3 separate regions of the Homo sapiens genome follow, and regions 1 and 2 are each linked to region 3. A link is a loop called in an ENCODE intact Hi-C map of the cell type or tissue named here. Cell type or tissue: IMR-90. All regions are shown on one strand.

What was found. Peaks named below come from ENCODE experiments on the same cell type or tissue, not always from the same donor. Only the 100,000 strongest peaks of a DNase experiment are listed, where the experiment ranks them.
Region 1: a loop joins it to region 3, with 4 times the contacts of the local background. A loop is called at or near these places in 4 of 110 quality-filtered maps.
Region 2: it touches region 3 in a loop (5-fold over the local background); 2 of 110 quality-filtered maps call a loop at or near these places.

Annotation. Positions count from the first base shown.
Region 1 is chr11:27,722,752-27,725,251 of GRCh38, forward strand. The region is part of intron 1 of LOC124902652 (a long non-coding RNA gene); the gene reads left to right. Among named protein-coding and RNA genes, the nearest start is that of BDNF, 24 kb to the left of the region's middle. In IMR-90, CTCF peaks have their summits at 490 and 1,132 (motif pointing right); no DNase peak of the experiment used is centred here; H3K4me3 peaks cover 637 bases; H3K27ac peaks cover 631 bases.
Region 2 is chr11:28,085,272-28,087,771 of GRCh38, forward strand. The region is part of intron 6 of KIF18A (kinesin family member 18A); the gene reads right to left. Among named protein-coding and RNA genes, the nearest start is that of KIF18A, 22 kb to the right of the region's middle. In IMR-90, no CTCF peak of the experiment used is centred here; a DNase peak (open chromatin) is centred at 1,530; H3K27ac peaks cover 845 bases.
Region 3 is chr11:27,933,033-27,935,532 of GRCh38, forward strand. No RefSeq gene overlaps it. Among named protein-coding and RNA genes, the nearest start is that of MIR610, 120 kb to the right of the region's middle. RefSeq lists enhancers at 866-1,367, 1,042-2,241 and a silencer at 990-1,284. In IMR-90, no CTCF peak of the experiment used is centred here; DNase peaks (open chromatin) are centred at 1,319 and 1,939; H3K4me3 peaks cover 362 bases; H3K27ac peaks cover 1,860 bases.

The sequences.
Region 1 (2,500 bases), 210 kb before region 3:
CCACCAGTGGCTGCGCAAGCTGGGAAGCGAAGAGGTCACGTGTTGGCGGAAAGTAACTTGGAGGCGAAAGGATGAACTTTGAGAAGAGGAAAAAAAGCACAATGAAACAAACTACCCCCTTGGAGTGTCTAATAGAGGGGGAGGCGGGAGGGGGGGCGGAGGGGCGCCGCTCTCCGCGGGAGATGTGGGGACGACTCCGGAAATCTCGGGAAATAGGCAATAACTCGAGCTTTGGCAACGTCCCCCAGCCTAGGGAGGCGCTAACGCAAGGTATCTTTCCACTGAAGCTGCCCTTTGCCTACCCTCAGCCATCGCTAGCACAGCAGAGCAGAAGAACCAGGGATGAATGTAGACCAGTTGTTATGGAGATGTCCGTCGCTCTGAGGAGCGCTAGTGCCCTGGGAAGTCCCCAGACGCATTTCAGGTTTCGTCGTTTTGGCACTGACACCATGATTTTACTCGCTCTGAGTTCCCACCAAGGGGAGCCCACCAACGGCGTCACAGGCCCTGGCCGTGGCGCTATTGACTGCAGGGATGAGGCACAGCGATGCTGCAGAAGATGGTGGATAGCTCTTAAGTTTCAGACCACCCAGCCCTTTCCAATTTCCAGTTTCTTTATTCCAGTCAAAAGTGCTTTGTTTGAATATCATTCTTGCTTGCTTATGTAGAAAAATCTTACTTACACGATAGGATGATTAGAAGCAACAGAACATAAGCATTCAGTGGCTGCTTCAAGGTCCTCCCTCTCCCATCCCAGAAATGCCTTCCTTATGGAAAATAAGTTTTACTTCCCAATTATGTGCATGGACCTCTGTTCATTGCAGCCCCCATTGGTACTGGGTTATTATTATTAGCAGTAAGTCTAGTGTTGAGTTCATGCTTCTCTAGAAATGTTTCCAAAGTCAAACAGGCTTATCTTAGGCTCCAGATAAAATATCTGTATACAAAAGCTTCCTGGTTCTCATTAGGAGTAGTTCTAGATTTGCCAGGCTCCTGGAGACCTGAGATGGGTCCTTATGAAAGGATTTCAGAAACCCTCACAGTCATCAACACAACAGTTCTCGCCAAATGAAAGGACTGCTCAAATTGCCCACAAACTGCCACTTTTTGTCCATCCATGAATTAGCCAGCAGATGCTGCCCTAAGACTGGGACAGCTGGTACATACCATTCTCAGAGGTCTTGGGGTACAGGCTTTGTGGACAAAACTGGTTTTTTGAGAATGGAATCCATAATGCTGTTAATAACTTTCCTTGCCTACTGACAAATTCAATGACTAGCACAGATCTGCAATCTTGAAAAGACATAAGGAGATGACCACTGTATATGAACATATTATTCCCCATTGCCATCAATGTGATATATTTTTCTGACTCTTTTGTCAACAGTTTGTGGTCTGTATAGAAACTATCAGCTACTCCTCTGCTGGATCTTTATTCTGAAAATTATATCTTACAGTGGGATACCCTGAATTGTTGGTGTAGGTGCCTGAGGATTCAGAACATGAATGACTGATTAGTTTGAAATCATTTAGACACATGATTGTACTGAAGATATTTCCCAAGAAATATGTTTAACCAGTGCTCTTATTTCTTGGAACCATTACTAAAACCTCCAACTCAGGGACCAAAATGATGGACAAGAGTTGCTAAATAATAAGGGTTGATATAGGGAGCTAGGGAGAGTGGTGAAGATATGGTGTTTGCCATATATCTATATATACCTATTCCCACTTTGGATTTCTCAGTGATCTGATAGACAATTCTCTTCTCTTGGTGCACTATCAACTCTCCAACCTTTTATCTCCATCCACTCACTTACATAATTTTTTTCCATCTGCAGAAATCCAGTGTCTAATGTAAGTAAAGATTGCCATAATTTCATTTGTTAAGATAGATGCCAAGCACTGTATGTGTCACAATTTTCATCTCAGTAGCACTTATTCCTGGGGTTATCTTATTTTTTCATACAACCCCAATCAGCTGTGATATGAATATCACACTTCTCTGGCTCATTTGACCCCATTTATATTTAGTAATGGCAAGAACATTTCAGACTGAATAGTGAACAAATCTTATTCCTTAAGGATCACTACCTAACAACATGACCAAACTTAAAGCAAAATGTATTAATACAACCTAGAAGGAAGGATTTTTGCTTTCAAAATATGGGTATTGCACTCCTTATAGATGAGCTGTTTAATATTCACAGTTTTCTACCTATGCCACAGTTATAAAGCTTGTTCTTTGCCCACATCTTTATGAAGATAGGTTCAAAAATTAATACGAGGCTCATCAGTATTAGGAGGCACAAAAACTTCACTCAGTAGATGTGTAGTCTTGGAATTGGTGGGAGATGGGTAACAAAGCAGGAGTCTACAAAGTCAGAAATGAAAGAGAACTCCTTTTTCTTAGAAAACTAAGAAATAATTGGAGTACCTCTTAAGACAAAGTCCACTGTCTTTATTTCTAAAAGGAAATTCAGTAAGTCACTTTTAATAG
Region 2 (2,500 bases), 150 kb after region 3:
TCCTTGGAGGAGTCAGGGAACACTCTGCTCCACCAGCTTCCTGTGGAAGGCTGGATATTATCCAGGCCTGCCCGCAGTCATCCGGAGGCCTAAACCCCTCCCTGTGGTGCTGTGCTTCAATGGTCATGCTCCTTGTCCACTTTCATGTTCCTCCTGTACTCCTGGTTCCTCTTTGAAGTTCACAGTAGACAGCAACAGAAGAAATAGTGAAAGTCTTAAAGTCTTTGATCTTTCTTATAAGTGCACAGAAGAAAACACGGATGTATGCGCCATCTCTCTCTCTGTTATCGGCTACCTAAGAGGGAAGGGTCCCCTGTCCTATGATCACGTGACTTGCCTCACCTTGTCAATCACTTAGAAGATTCACCCTCCTTACCCTGCCCCCTTGTCTTGTATGCAATAAATATCAGCGCGCCCAGCTGTTCGGGGCCACTACCGGTCTCCGTGTCTTGATGGTAGTGGTCCCCTGGGGCCCAGCTGTTTTCTCTTTATCTCTTTGTCTTGTGTCTTTATTTATTACAATCTCTCGTCTCCGCACACGGGGAGGACACCTGCCAAGTCCCGTAGGGCTTGACCCTACACTTCACTATAAGAACTTAAGCGCTACCCAATTTTATCCAGACTTATAATTGGTGATTGAGGTGATGACAAAGAATCTTACAGGATTATTCAGTGAATATATGAAACAAATATCATATTTAAAAATATCTGCATCTGAGTAAGTATGAACTTTAGTTCAAAATAAAATAATACATTAATATTGGTTCATTAGTTGTGATATATGTACCATATTAATATAAAAAATTAACAATAGGGAAAACCAGGTGTGGAGCATATTTAACAAAATCTGTATCATCTTAGTAACTTTTCTGTAAATCTAAAACTATTTGAAAATGTCTATTTAAAAATATTTCCAATCATTGAAAAAAATTAAAACACAAAAGTAAACAGATGTCCTATACAAATATACTAGAGGAATAATAACTGCATGGCTTAGAGCTACTTTTCTCCTTAAATAACCATCTAATATCGATATGAAATAAATTATAATTACAATGTTACAGACATTTCTCCTGAAATCACTATAGTGTTCTAAAAGAACCTAATACTTCAAGATTTTCTTTTACCTAAAAAGAAAAAAGTAAAAGTAACAAATAAATTTTGTTAAGTTTTGTTTCTGATTTTGAAGTAACAAATAAATTTTCCAGAAAGTAGAATGTTTATATAAGAACAGATTCTTTACAATGTTAAGCTAAAAGCAACCTAATGTTATCCAATGTATACCTTTCATATTGCAAAACAGGAAATTGAAGCTAAGCATAAAGTGAAATGATTTGACTAGGGTCACAAAGCTAGTAGTTCAAAGAGCCAGAAATAGGTCCTAGTTCCCCCAATTCTCAGTAGCAATGTGCTTCCACCATAGCAGTCTTTCCCAAACAGTGTGAAATATGCACTGCTGGTGCTATTTTAAGTGATTTTACATGTACAAGACATATATTAAACATTGACTCACAAATGACTCAATAGGAGTCATTATTAAAAAATTATAGATTAGTTCATATGGCAAAAATCTTATGAATGGCTTAAGTTTACAAAATCCGTCTCTGTGTCATGCTGTCTGCTTACAAGTTTGAGATTTTAACTCAGAATATAAAAGACATCTTGCTTTTGCAATCTTCATGTGATTTCAGTAATTTGCCTTTTTTTAAAAAAAAAACCTGCTCCAATTATTTTAATATACTTATTCTAAATCAAAGGTAACATTTTGAACAGTTTAACAAGCCAAAGCTTTTTTAAAAAAATTAAATTTAATTTTTTAATTATATTTTAAGTTCTGGGATACATGTGCAGAACGTGCAGGTTTCTTACATAGGTATACATGTGCCATGGTGGTTTGCTGCACCCATCAACCTGTAATCTACATTAGGTATTTCTCCTAATGCTATCCCTCCCCTAGCCCCCACACCCCCTGACAGGCCCTGCCTGGCGTGTAATGTTCCCCTCCCTGTGTCCATGTGTTCTCATTGTTCAACTCCCACTTATGAGTGAGAACCTGCTATGCAGTGTTTGGTTTTCTGTTCCTGTGTTAGTTTGCTGAAAATGATGGTTTCTAGCTTAATCCATGTGCCTGTAAAGGACATGAACTCATCCTTTTTCATGGCTGCATAGTATTGCATGGTGTATATGTGCCACATTTTCTTTATCTAGTCTATCATTGATGGGCATTTGGGTTGGTTTCAAGTCTTTGCTACTGTGAATAGTGCTGCAATAAACATAGGTGTGCATGTGTCTTTCTAGTAATGATTTATAATTCTTTGGGCGTATATACCCAGTAATGGGATGGCTGGGTCAAATGGTATTTCTGGTTCTAGATCCTTGAGGAATCGCCACACTGTCTTCCACAATGGTTCAACTAATTTACACTCCCACCAACAGTGTAAAAGTGTTCCTATTTCTCCACATCCTCTCCAGCATCTGTTGTTTCCTGACTTTTTAATGA
Region 3 (2,500 bases):
TAACCATTTGGGAATTCAGTCCTGTAGGTCTTTGCCTTGCTTTACTCAGCTTCTATTCAAGATGGAGTTGCTCTGGTTTAAACACCTCTGACAGTCCTATGTGATATTGGGTTGAGACTCCTCAAACCAGCTGTTCTATATAATTGTTTGTTGGGGGTTGGGGATATTTAGAAAATACTGATTCCTGAGACTTACAGCTGGATAATCCAATTTAGTAGTCATTAGGTGGAACCCAGAATGGATCTCATTCATTGTCTAAATCCCAGAATATCACCTGGTACTTAGTATAACATGCATTAAGTATTTGTTGAAAAAATTAATAAATGAATAAATAAAATGAATGCTTCCTTTCTCTAATAAGTTGGAAATTATTTAAAGACCCGTTCAGTGCCCTGTCCATTTTTATAGTCACTAAAATACTTTCTATAGTTCATTCATTTAAAAAAAATGTATTGAAGGTCTATTATGTGCCAGCCATCTAAGTTCTATAGTAGCAAACAAATCTAATATGGTATTAAACAAAAAATTCTAATGAGGAAATAAGCAATAACTAATTTTTACATATATGTATTTATATTAATACATGACGTTACACAGCAATAGCTCCTTCAATATTGTGAGCACATGTGTGGCTTTTGTATGAATTACAAGAGGAGCCCCATCTCCCAGAAGGATCGTCTCCCTGAAGGATCTTCTACCTAAATTTGTAATTGTGGTGTAACAACAAGTTCTGTGGAATGGCTTCACTGGAGGCCTTAGAACGGTCCCTGAATTTTGTGCCCTTCAATAGTGACTAAAATGCCTTTATAAAACTTTAAATCAGAAGACCATGATGGCAAGCCTTAGAATCCAGAAGCTGTCTTGGAAAATACTCTGTATCTCAAATTAAGCAGTAAGAGCCTTTACTGAGGCCGTCTTTAGAAACAGGATCTCCTCAGGCCCATTTATAGCTCTGAGCCATTCTGCTTCCTACTAAGGGAACTTCTAGGGACAAGGCCACCACTTTCAGCCAAACACTCATGGTCAAAGCACGGTCATTGGCTCCCCAGGAATGTTTCCCTCTCCCCTTCTTTGGCTCTGCTTTAGCATACAAATACTGCTCCAGCATCTCTGTTTTCTGTGGCGCCAGGAAGACTGAGTCCCGTGACTGCAGGGGCTGGTAGGATGAGCACTGCAGGCTGCACGAGGTCGGCCAGGGCCCATTAACCTCCTATTCAAGCTCATTGTTTTACAAGTGATCATCGCCACTTCGCTGCCCAGTCAGAAGCAAGTAGCAGCTTTACGGCCTACTTAAAGAAAATGGCTCAGCACTTAGGCATTTTCTGGTGCCACAGGGTTCAAAGTGAAATTAATTTCCATTACCGCCTATAATAAATCACCTCACCCAACACATGTATGAAATTCCATTCAGTAGACTCAAGTCATTCTGGGGCCACACAGAAGAGCATGCACACTTCAGCTTGCGCGTAATTTCTCTGCTTGGATAGAGCTGATGGGGCCCTGCAAACGATTAGGTTCCAAGAGAGCTGATGGGATGTGAAGCAGTCCTAAAACACACAGATAGGAACCCTGCCTGAGGATACTGGGTTTAGTTAGAGGAGAAGGGGGAGTTCTTTCTTTCTTGGAACACTTTTTGGTGGCCCTTTCCCTCTCTCTCTCTCTGTCCTCTCTGGGGCCTTATCACAGTCATAGATACACAGACGCTTGTGGTAGGGACAGTAGAAGCCCCTCTGATGTCAGAATCTGGATCTGGTTGGAAACTCTTGGAGGTCTTTTGTGGGGAATGTGTGTGGCTAGTCATTCTGAGTCTCAATCATTTTATGAAAGAAACTGCGGAATGATTGTAAGTCCCTCATACAGCCAGAGAATGAAGAAAGTAAATAGCAAGGTACGGCATCACTGAGACAAATCCACAGAAGCCGGAAGGATGGTGAATATGACTCACATTCAGCGAATCATGCCTCAGGAATTTAAGCTACAGAGGCCCAGAATCTTCGAGCTGGAAGAGATCTTACAGCGTGTTGAGTCCAATCCCCATGGGCTAGAGATAGGAAATGAGGAAAACAGAGACATGAGATTATAATAGTAATCGCTACTGTTTATTAGGCCCCCATTCTGTGCCTTCAAGGTACTAATTTGTAACATTTGTATTGATTAAGCCCCATGGCAATTCTAGGAAATTGTCTTTTTTATGTTTTTAAACAGATTTATATTTACAGAGAAATGGAGAAGATAGTGCAGAAAGTTTCCATATACTCCATAACCAGTTTATCTTATTATTAATAGTTCACATTGGTGTAGTACTTTTATTATAATATATGAACCACTATTGTTACCTTATTATTAACTAAAGTTCATGCTTCATTCCAATGATTTCCTTAGCTTTTACCTAATGTCCTTTTTCTATGTCAGGAGCTCATCCAGGTTACCACATTACATTTAGTTGTCATGTTTACCTAAGCTCTTCTGTGACAGTTTCTCAGACTTTCCTTGTTTTTGA